2 separate regions of the Homo sapiens genome follow, and region 1 is linked to region 2. A link is a loop called in an ENCODE intact Hi-C map of the cell type or tissue named here. Cell type or tissue: endothelial cell of umbilical vein. All regions are shown on one strand. Links, peaks and the distances in the headings refer to the core of each region. The heading gives the core; the rest is flanking DNA.

Region 1 (5,912 bases), core at 609-4,608, 160 kb before region 2:
TTCTTTATCATAAAACCCAATGCCCTCTACTATTCTCCAGCAAGTCCCATCTTCCTTATTGGTTAATGCCCCAGTACCATACTAAGTAATGCTTGGTGCTTTCTAATTACCTTTCCCCCAAACTCAAACTCTCGTGAATTTAGGCTATGGAGAAAAATGTTCTATTAATCTGGTCCACCTGAGAATATGACAAGATAATAACAATATCCATATGGGCAATTTCATGTTTAATAATTTGGTAATTGTTATAAATGGGTGATGGCTTTAAAAGTCTAAGAAAAACTTTTAAGAAAGAATGCTTTCTAAAAATCCCTTAATTTTAGAGGTGATGCTTTGACATTCATGAGGCAATCCTTAACCTGGAAAAGGCAAGCAGTGAAATGAGGTGATAAACACTCTAAAAACCAGATGGAATACTGGTCAAATGCTGTGTGGCGGCAAGAAGTGACACATAGCGGCTCTCCGAGCTGCTCTAAGACATCCACTAGAGCCTAGAATCAATCACTTTTCATACTGAATAGACCACAAAAGACAAACCTCATTGATACCAGGGCCATATACTCACAGAAAACATTAATCTAGGACCATATAATATTTTAAAAGGTCTTTTTACAAAAAAACCATATAACATTTTTAAAAGGTCTTTTTGGAAAAAAAGATAAATCCAAATTGCCCTGAAATTAGTTAGAAAGTTAGGAATAGAGACCATAAAATATATTCACTAAGTGGATTTTTTAAAAAACTTTAAAAGCAATTTAGTTTCTTGGTCATAAAACAGAAAAAGAGAGTGAAGCAATCAAACAGGCATGAGGTCAAGAGGTGAAAATACAGGAAAGAAAAGGTAGAGGGTCAAAGAAAAAAGAAAATAGGCCCAAAAGAAACAGTAACAGGGAGAGAAGCATTAAGAGACAAATGCAAATGTGTTTGAAAACACACACAAAGGGAAGAGAATGCCAGGAAAGGCTACACACACTTACCCATACTTACCTGATGTATATATTCTCTCTGTGCAGAGAGAGACAGATTGAAAGCATGGAGGAAAAAAAACACACATAAAGACACACTGTGATGGCTTGGTATTGTGTCGGCTGAGGCTACACTGTGATGGCTAGGTTAAACTACATTTCCAAGATTTCCCTTCCATATGTTTTTCCACTTAGGGTGAGACACAGAGAGAATCTTGTGCAAGATTTGGAGGGTAGAAGTAAAGCAGCAGCTATTTTTGTAGGTCACGTAAATTGTCACTTATCCTCTGGCTTACCTTGTTGGTCTAAGACAGGAGCTCAGCCTACAATTGCTCCACCTTCCATTGAATTCTCCTGATTCTCCACGGGGTGTGTGTGTGTGTGTGTGTGTGTGTGTGTGTGTGTGTGTGTGTGTGTGTGTGTGTATCTTTAGCTCCTTGATGAAGAGCACTGGCTTCTGCAGGAACCCCTTGCCATCAAGGTGAGAGACAGTAAAAACTGATACTTGTGGGTTCCAGTTTGTTCCTACTGTCTCCCACTTTATATGCATTTTCCCTTCTTTTTGTGGACTTCAAGCCTTCACAGCAGATTCAAGGACACAGCTACACAGAGACTACTTAATTAGCTCCCACTTTCATAATTGCATGAGGTCTACTGCCTGGGAAAAATCCCTTGATACAAATACAAGATTGGATGAATGAATGAGTGAATGAACAAATATGGTTCCTTGTGACTCTGCTGTTCTGATTGCATACTGACTGATACAGACACATAAATTAAAAAACCAGGTTTCTAAAAGTTAATGAAACAGTATCTCTAGTGTTTAACCTTTAAGAACTATCCCTGCTAATATAGACCCCTGCTTTTAGCTAATGAAATTCAGTTCAGAGCTAGATTCTCATTCATGTGAGTTTCTCCTAATTGACAGAATTGTTATTTTATCATCCAGAATGTGAAGGGAGAAATATCCTCAGCTAATTAGAATTTTCCAAAGACATGCTTAGACCTTGTCACTACTAACTTTAACTCTAGTTTAACATTAAGAGAAAGTATATGAGAAGGGTATATAAAAAATACATGTTCTAACAGTTCATATGAAATTGAGCATCTCTTAACTTTTCTAATTTTCAGTCTTTGAAGGGTTAGTGAGCCATCCAATCATCATCTTGTTTAAGTCATTCTTATGTAGATATTGATATCATTTGAAATGTACAGAATTTAACTATAATTTACATAATCCCAGGTACTGCTGATCATAAATATTTTGTCTTTATGGTTTTGATTAATAACAGCAATGAAATTCCTAGAGTCATCTAGTGATCATCAAGAGTCTTTATATAATTCATCTTGCATTGACAAATTGTAATTTTACTATGACTGTCTTTGAAGTAAATGCCTACCTACTTCTTGGAAATGTCTTCAACTTTACTGGGAGATAAACAGAATTGAAGTTTGAATCCCTACTTGGCTCAGGCCCATAGAATCTATCGCAGTGCCACCCAACAGAAATATAATATAGGTCACATCTGTCATTTTAAATTTCCTAGTAGCTATATATTTTTTAAAAATTAAAAGGATATCACATTTATTTTCACCATATATAACTCTATACATTTAAAACAGTATTTGAACATAATCAGTATAAAAAATAAAGTTATATTTACAAATTTTTCCATATGAAGTCTTTGAGACTCAGTGTACATTTAAAATTTCTGCACACCTCAATTAAGACTAGACAAATTTAAAGAGCTCAATAATCCCATTTGACTAGTGGTGAATACATTGAACAGTGCAGTTATAGTGAGTCTGTTGGGTGAAGGAAGTGATAAGCCTGAATATGCCTACTAAACTCAGGGAGCAAAAGCACAAGTTAATTATCCACCACAAGAGATTGTGAAATTATATAGGCCAGGAAATTTCCTTGTAAACCCAAGGTTATGTTCCTCTTCACTGAGGGGGGCAGTATTCTAAGTAACCTGGATGAAACCCACTCCACCTTGTTACGGCATATGCAAGACAGAAAACACATTTGGTGTCAAAATAGAATTGTAAGCCCCCGCACAGATTCACTGTAATATTCTCAGCACAAGCCTGCTTTGGGATGTCTCTGACCCCAGAATTCCATGGGGTGATCAGGAGCTGACCCAGCCAAGTTTTTGGAGCTTTGCAAAAAGATCTCTTCTTCCGTCACAAGCAGGCGCAATGCACACTTGGCAGAGAATTATGTGGCTTGCACTGGATATCTTTAGTACCATTGCAGAGGGGTTTCTGGGGAAGTAGGGGGTAGCAACACTGGTGGAAATCAGGATCCAAGGATGGGCAAAGGTCCTAGAAGGCTCATTCCAACCAAATCCAATATGCCACACAGCAGACGTGACTAAAGTTCTGGGGAATGGTGTGAGGAGCAACCAGCTGGAGGTGCAGGAAAGTGAGAGTTTCTTCTTTGGATCTCATTCATGTCAGACTCTAGGTCTCAGGTCCACTCCAGTAACAATGACAACAGCAGCAGTGTTAGTGGTACTGGCCAATCAATGAGCATCTCCTGCCATTAAAAGTTTTTAAAAACGATGTGATGACTACATTTACAATAGCACACACTTACTAGATGTATAACATATGCCAGTTACTCTTCAAAGTGCTTTCATGTACTTTTTATTATATTTTAGATCTGTAAAAGATGAATAATTTTTACCTTCACTTTAAAAATGAGACAACTGAGGCCAGGCGCAGTGGCTCACGTCTCTAATTCTAGCACTTTGGGAGGCCGAGGTGGGTGGATCACGAGGTCAGGAGTTCGAGACCAGCCTGGCCAACATGGTGAAACGCCGTCTCTACTAAAAGTACAAAAATTAGCCGGGTGCAGTGGCACCTGCCTGTAATCCCAGCTACTCAGGAGTCTGGGGCAAGAGAATCACTTGAACCCGGGAGGCAGGGGTTGCAGTGAGCTGAGATCGTGCCACTGCATTCTAGCCTGGGTGACAGAGCAAGACTCTGTCTCAAAAAAAAAAAAAAAAAAAATGAGACAACTGAGATTCCAGAGTAACTTGTTTATTATCACACTGCTAGAAAGTAGAGAATTGAAATAGGAACTTTGTACATAAGATCCCAAAAATATACATTAGACATCAGGAGCAATATAGAAATTGCAAAAGCGTAAAAGACAAAGGGCTTTTCCTTTAGGTAGAAGAAAGGTTGACAGCAGATCTTTTTGTCCAACAGATGGTAGGGTTGTCTTAGACCATTTGGGATGCTATAACAAAATGTCATAATATTGGTAGTTTATAAAAAACATAAATTTATTTTTCAGTTATGAAAGCTGAGGAATCTAATATGAAGGTGCTGGCAGAATCATATTAGATTAGTGAGGACCAACTTCTGGGTTTATAGAAGTCATGTTGCTGCACCATCACATGGTGGAAGGGACAAATGAGCTTCCTTAGGCCTTATATTAATGTACTTGAGCTCTCATGACCTAATCACCTCTTTAAAAGCCCTATCTCCTAATACCATCACCTTGGGGATGAGGATTTCAACATATAAATTGGTGGGATGGAGATGTGCAGGCACAAACACTCAAACTGTAGCAAAGGTGTTAGAAAGTTTTATAGTGATAGAGTTGTAGCTGAGGACTTGACTACCTGACTAGAGCTAATGTTTCCCAGGCCCCTGTTGGGTAGATGTGCCTAAATGACTATGTTCTCAACAATGATATGTGAACAGAAGTAATATGTGTCACTTCTTTTCCGGAACCTTAGAAAAGTAGGAATGCATCTGCTTTCTCTTACTCCTTCCACTGGCTATAACCTGAGCATGTCGGGCACTTAGTTTTAGCCATAGATATGATGAAAATGTCCTGTTTGCTGATGCAGTTATGTCTTAGAAGGAATTTTATTACACCAGTGACTGTGAGGATCAGAGCTGTTCTCCCTTCCTGGACAGCTCGCTTACTGTATTTTATAACTCTATAAGATGAGTATTTCGATCCTCATTTAGAAGATGAGACAACTGAGGTTATAACATAATAGAGAAAAAAGCATCTATAATCTTTTTGTAGGTCTTTCTGTTATTGCAGCTTCTCTAGACCATACAAAACACAGAGGAAGCTGCTACCGTCAAGTTAGGACTATGCACACAAGCATTGCAGAAGGTGGCGTGCCTTCCCTGTCATCCCTATCAGCAACACAGTGAAACCAATATGCAGCATATCTTGCAATAAAGAGAGACCTCAAGGAATTTGAGTGCACAGAATTTTTAAAAACTTTTATCTAGCTTTATATAAGCTAGTGTGACTTAAGAGGAAGAGTACGCTTGTCATAAGTAAATTTTATAATTGCTATCACAAAGAACTATATATAAAATTAGCCAATCTGTATTCCATATTTATAATAATAAATATGGTGAAATATACCAAGCTATATGGGACTATATAGACAAAAAGAAAACTATGCAGAGGCCCATAATCTAATGTTAAGAGACATTTAGCTTCTCAGTTCATGGATTTCCATAGGTGACCAGGGAGAATTTATAGCCATTACTTTTAAACATGCGAACAAATTAAATGTAAAATGATATGAACAGCTTTGGAAAGAAATAAACTCCGTACTAAAGATAGTTAAGTGGAGTCATATAGTAGTCAACTAGTGCTAACCAGGGCCAGGTAACAAATGACACTGAAGTTCTCACTAGTCAAAAACAAGTAGAATTCATTTATCATTCATTGGTATAAAGACAAGCTGTGGCTCAGCTAGGATCATCCACTGGGGTCCAATTTGCAGCCTGGGTTCAAGTTGACTCTGTATGTCTCCTCACTGACTTTGGCACAGCCAGCTAGCTTGGACATGCTCTCCTCATGCAAACACAAAAGCACAAGAGAGCGAGTGGGAACGCATGCTGCCCCTGAAGATGTTGAAACTTCTGCTAACGCCGCCTTGGTTAAAGCAGCTCCTA
Region 2 (5,912 bases), core at 774-4,773:
TACCCATAAATGGTAGACAGAAAATACTTCTTGATTTCTTCAGTTTGATTTCATCAGTGTGAGATTATAAAGATGACTCCAAATCCCTCCTTACATCCCCTTGTGTTATGTGTCATTGCAGAGCCTCCTATGAAAAGGTCAACTCTGTTTCTCACTCCTTGAGCTTGAGTTGGCTAAGTGGCCTCCCTTGTCCAGTGGGGCATTAGCCAGCCTGTCACAAACAGGGGACTCAAAAATGCTTGTATATTGGAGTCCACCCTCTCTTGCTGATCTTGGAAACCCTAAAACTACTACTATGTGGACAAGACTAGAGTGGCCAGATGGATGCTAAAAGACACTTAGAGAATTACTCTTATAACCCTAGCTATCATTGCAGTTGAGAGAAAGACAACTGGTACATTATTGGCCTATCAACTGTCATTTAAGTGCAGAACCATAAATGATTACAAACAAAGAACAGCCAACAAAAGCCAGCCCAAATTGCTGACACTCAAAGTTGTGAGCTAAATATCTTAAAACCATTAACTTTTGGAGCAATGTGTTAAGGCAGCAAAAACTAACTTATACAAGGAGATAAAATGAAATTCAAGATATTTTTTAACTTTCCCTTTTGATTTCTTCTTTGACCTAGTAGCTCTTCTGAAGTGTGTTGTTTAATTTTCCCATATTTGTCTCTTTTTTTTAGTTTTCCTCTTGTTATTCATAATTTTGTGGTCAGAAAATATTGACATGATTTCAATCTTCTTAAATTTGTTAAGACTTGTTTTGCAGCCTAACATATGATATAGCCTGGAGAATGTTTCCTGTGTACTTAGGAAGAATGTTTATTCTGCTACTATTGGGTGGAAGAGTCTGTATAGTTCCATTCTGTCTAAAGTGTAATTCAACTCCAGTGTTGCCATATTCATTTTCTGTCTGGATGGTCTATCTGCTATTGAAAGTGGTGTGTCAAAGTCCTCTACTATTATTGTGTTGCTGTGTATTTCTTCCTTCCCAGATCTGTTAATATTTGCTTTAGATATTTAGGTCCTCTGATGGTGGGTACATATATATTTACAATTGTTATATCCTCTTCATAGAGTTTTTATGGTACTTTTGTTGGAGATAATTTATTAGATTTAATATAATCAAAATTCCCCAACATGTTTTTTGTGTCATGTTTCAGAAATTCGTCAGTAACAAAATCCATAAAAGCATTATCTTATGTTATCCTACAAAACCTCTGTGTCTTTGACATTTAGACCCTTCATCCACCTAGAATTAATTTTTTTTACAATAGTCATGTTCTTTACTGATCAGTGTGTATATGCTATTCACTATGTTCTCTTATTACTCATTTTACAAGAGCCCGTTCAAACATTATCTACTTGGTGAATCCTTCCACCAAGTCACAGTTTACTAATTTATTCTTGATGCTTTCATACTAGGGTGTAATCCAACAATGATTTTTGAGAACAAATATGTTCTGGGTACTAGACTAAATTCTGGAGATACAAACAAGAGTAAGTTACAGCTTTTGCCTTCAGCATTTCATTGCTCTCTTCAAGGTTTTTTTCCTTTTCTCTTCTCCTCTTTTTTGGTGCCCTGGGCCCTCTGGGCACTCTGCTGAAGTCTATGAATTATCTTTTTATCTTTTTAAAATACTATTTTATATTTGTAATGACTAAATAAACAATACAACAAAGGAATCCCATGTATTAGAATAGTTGTCAAAGTGCTAAAAATTGTAATATCACAATACCTGAGTTTCTTAATAGTCACATGAATTAACAAGGTCTGGGGAAATAGAATAACTACTATAATTTTGGGGTACTAGTGAACTCAATATTTTTACATAATAGAAATAATCATAATATGGTATAAAATACCATATTTATTGGTGACAATGTCACAGTATTAGTATTGCTAATATTACTGTGGTAAGTTTCCTGCAATCATAACTGAAGGTAATGCTAAATTTTAGTTCAATATTAGTGAAACTAAAGATACCATTTTTTCCTATTCAAGTTTGTGATCTCTATATTCTGTGGCCTCAGGTTATGAACCCCTGGTATTCTGGAGCAATTTGAAACATTTGTTATTATCGGTTGCAGTAAAATATAACTTTGAGATCACATTATATCTATCTATCTATCTCTATATATATAGTATATTATCCTTCAATAACCAAATCTATAAATGTATTATGTTATCCTATAAAACCTCTATGCCTTTGACATTTAGAGCCTTCATCTACCTAGAATTGATTTTTTTAATAATAGTCATGTTCATACGTATCATTTAAACCATCAACAATTACCCTGCCTATATGTAGTACAGTCTGTTTTTCCATTTTATTCCACTTCACTTTAAAAAATTCAGATGGGATCCCCAAAACTTATTTCACAATTTACTAATGGATTATATGAAGCTTGAATAACACTGGTCTAGTGGAAATGTTATGGTTCATCCTTATGTTATTTTTTTTTAAAAAAGAGTTTCTTCTTCCGTTATATTGATTGTTTTTCACAAAACTCATAGAGTTTCCCCTTTTGTATAGTAATTATGAGTTTTCATCTTTGTTGCATTGAACCATAACATATTCATTGACTATTTCATTTTCAGGATTCCTTTAACTTAATGGCCTGGTAAAGATTGAGTCAAAGCCCGTAATATAGCATCCTCATCTCATGCTATCAGATCCACACAGAGCAGGCACATTAGCCAAGTTGTTAGCTGCCCAAATGTGATTTGGCTCAGGAAGTGTGCATTAGTCACACATTTCCCACAATCATCTACCACATGGAATAGAATCTTCATCTCTTTCAGAGTTGCTCCCTACTTTTAACCAACCCGAGAGACCAAGTATATCTAGTCTTTCTGGAGGACATTTGGATTCTCCCATGACCCCTTCATCCCACCAAAAAAATGAAGTCTTGTTTCATGGTCCTCATTAGGCTTTGAGCTCATTTGCCAAAGTGGGATTGTGTATATACTAAGATTTCTGAGTTTTAACTCATAGGTATCTTAGGAAAAGAGCTGCTCCAGAGTCATGAGGGTGAATTTAGTCTTTCAGCCCCCACAACCTTCCAATACTATTCTCATCTCTCTCCCCTGCTTAATGGTAGTCTTCTCTTTCTTCATGTAGTATCCTTCTTCACTATTTATGCTTCTTTTTTCCCTTATCTTGTCTTTCTAAAATTTACTCACACTAAGTTATCCCCTTTAAAATGGAAATACTCTTACTAAAAGAAACACAGCTGTGGAATTTCAAGCATAAGAAGGCAGTTGGAACATTTAGGAAGGCAGAAGGTGAGCTCATGAAGAGGTTTTGGACAGATTTGCATTACACATTGAAAACATAAATCTCAGGTTCCGTCACACATATTGAGAGCAAAAGTTACTTGTCAAGAGAAGCAAATAAATCTCACTGGCTTGGATATTATGTTACAGTTTTTCATAATTTAAATTAGAAATCTGTCTTTAATGCGAGGATTTGTTAGTTAAAAGAAAACAATATAGCCGGATATGGTGGCTCATGCCTGTAATCCCAGCATTTTGGGAGGCTGAGCGGGAAGATCACTTGAAGCAAGGAGTTTGAGGCCAGCCTGGCCAACATGGTGAAATCCTGTCTCTACTAAAAATACAAAGAAATTAGCTGGGCACAGTGACTCACGCCTATAATCCCGGCTACTCTGCAGGCTCAGGTGGGAGAATCGCTTGAACCTGGGAGGTGGAGGTTACAGTGAGCTAAGATGCCACCACATCACTCCAAAGTGAGACCTTGTCAAAAAAAAAAAAAAAAGAAAAGAAAGAAAACAAGGTGATTTTTTATTATTGAGTAGATTTACCTCTCTTGCCTGAAACTGGAAGGTTTTATAAGAACAAATACATTTTAAATATGCTAACTGGGAAGAACATTTTAGATGAGGGAAAATTTAAACTTTCAAAAACTTCAGCATAAAAATACAAAGACTTTCTTCTTTTGGGAAACTTATATTAAAGAAAAATTGCTAAGTAATCCAAAATTTTGTAAAATTAGGCTCTTGTTTGTATGTATGTATTAAAAGTTAATTTATTTAACATATATTTATAAAGTACCAACTAAGTATCAGGAATTTTTCTAAACACTAAAGATACAGCAGGGAACAAGACTGATATTTTACCAGCACTTGCTCTAGTTGGGTGACAGAGGAAATAAATGTATATATATATTTCAATGTATATATTTGAAATGGAAGATCAATTCCAGGTAGTAAGCAATACAGGAAAAAGTTATTTTAAGGATGGGAAAATATAGGTTCTCCAACAGACATAACCATATGAATGAAATTAAATAGTCGTGCCTTTAAAATAAATTTGTATTGATTTTCTCATGATTTCTAAAATAAGTTCATTGTAGAAAAGATGGAAATGTATCAAGAGTAAAAATGTCAATATCATGGCTAATCTTTACTGAGAATTGCAGCATATGCTTTTATTATAGTGTCTGATTTAATTTTCAGAAACATCCAGTGAAATCAATATATTTACTATCCTCATTTTGTACACAAGAAAACTGAGACATGGATGACATAACAAGGTCTACATATATTGAATGGCAGCTTTTGAAATAAAAACAAGGTCTATTTATTACATGTCTCTAAGCCCATACCATTACCATTACACTATTGTGGTAGGCCAGAAAATCACTCTCCAAATGTGTCTCTACCCTAGTCCATGGATCCTGTGAGTATTGTTATGTTATGTGAGTATGTTATGTTAATGGAGGAAGGGACTTTCCAGATGGAATTAAGGTTGCTAATCAGTGGCATTTAACAGGTTCATGGATTATCCAAGTGGATCCAATCTAATTTCCTCAAGGCCTAAAAAGCAGAGAAGTTTCTCCAGCTGGATTCAGTCAGAGAGATGCCATGGAATAAAAAGTCAGGAAAGGTGTAAATCATGAGACCTCACCCACTGTTGCTGGATGTGAAGATGAAAGTAGCCATGAGCCGGAAAGTGTGGCAGTCCTTAGAAGTTGAGAACAACCCTGGCTGACAGCCAGCAAGGAAACGGGGACCTGAGTCCTACAGCCACAAGAAGCTGAATTCTTTCAACAACCTAAATGAGCCTAAAGTAGATTCTTCTTCAGAGCCTTCATGTAAGAGCCCTAGCTGACTAGCACCTTGATTTTGGCATCATGGAACCCAGAGCAGAGAAACGAGCTGGGCCTCCTAGAGTTCTGACTATGGAACTGTGAGATAAATTTGTGTTGTTCTAAACTATTAACTTTGTGGTAATTTGTTATAGCAACAGTAGATAATAAATGTGCTACTCTACTTCTCCTTAAAGAAGCAAAAAAATCTCTAATCCTGCCACCAAGAGATAATTACTATAAGCATTTTAGTGCATATAGGTTTACCGCTTGTTGTCTATATATAGATATATTGTTATAAGTTTTAGATTATGCTGAACATATTATTTTTAACATCCTTTCTTTTAAACCCAACATTTCATGATGAAACTCTTCCCATGTTTTGAAAGTCTTCTAAAAGAATTTTAAATAGCTAATACTATTCCGCTGAAGAGTTATACCACAGTTTAATACCCTACTTTGAATATTTGTTTCCATTATTTTATTAATATTCACATAAGCTAGATGTCTAATAGGGCCTCTTGCCCGCTGAGGTTTAGATAGGTTTTCTTGAAGACACTATTTCCGTAGCCCAAAAGAACTGAAATCTCATGAAACACTTAGGCACTTGCAGCTCAAAAGTAGTATCCATCTTCTCATGCTATTTCTGGGACATATCACTCTTATTCTGATAAAAGAATTATTTTTAAGTTATCCAGAATAAATTTTCTGCCACTAAATCATTAATGACTAATTAAAACTTTATGAAAATATTTTGTATGTGAACCTATATAGACAATGGGGTCAATTTCCTTCT

Evidence for each region. Peaks named below come from ENCODE experiments on the same cell type or tissue, not always from the same donor. Only the 100,000 strongest peaks of a DNase experiment are listed, where the experiment ranks them.
Region 1: it touches region 2 in a loop (3-fold over the local background); 1 of 110 quality-filtered maps calls a loop at or near these places.

The regions. Positions count from the first base shown.
Region 1 is chr5:40,035,085-40,040,996 of GRCh38, forward strand. No RefSeq gene overlaps it. Among named protein-coding and RNA genes, the nearest start is that of LINC00603, 14 kb to the right of the region's middle. In endothelial cell of umbilical vein, for the core only: no CTCF peak of the experiment used is centred there; no DNase peak of the experiment used is centred there.
Region 2 is chr5:40,196,206-40,202,117 of GRCh38, forward strand. No RefSeq gene overlaps it. Among named protein-coding and RNA genes, the nearest start is that of LINC00604, 41 kb to the right of the region's middle. In endothelial cell of umbilical vein, for the core only: no CTCF peak of the experiment used is centred there; a DNase peak (open chromatin) is centred at 2,726; H3K27ac peaks cover 860 bases.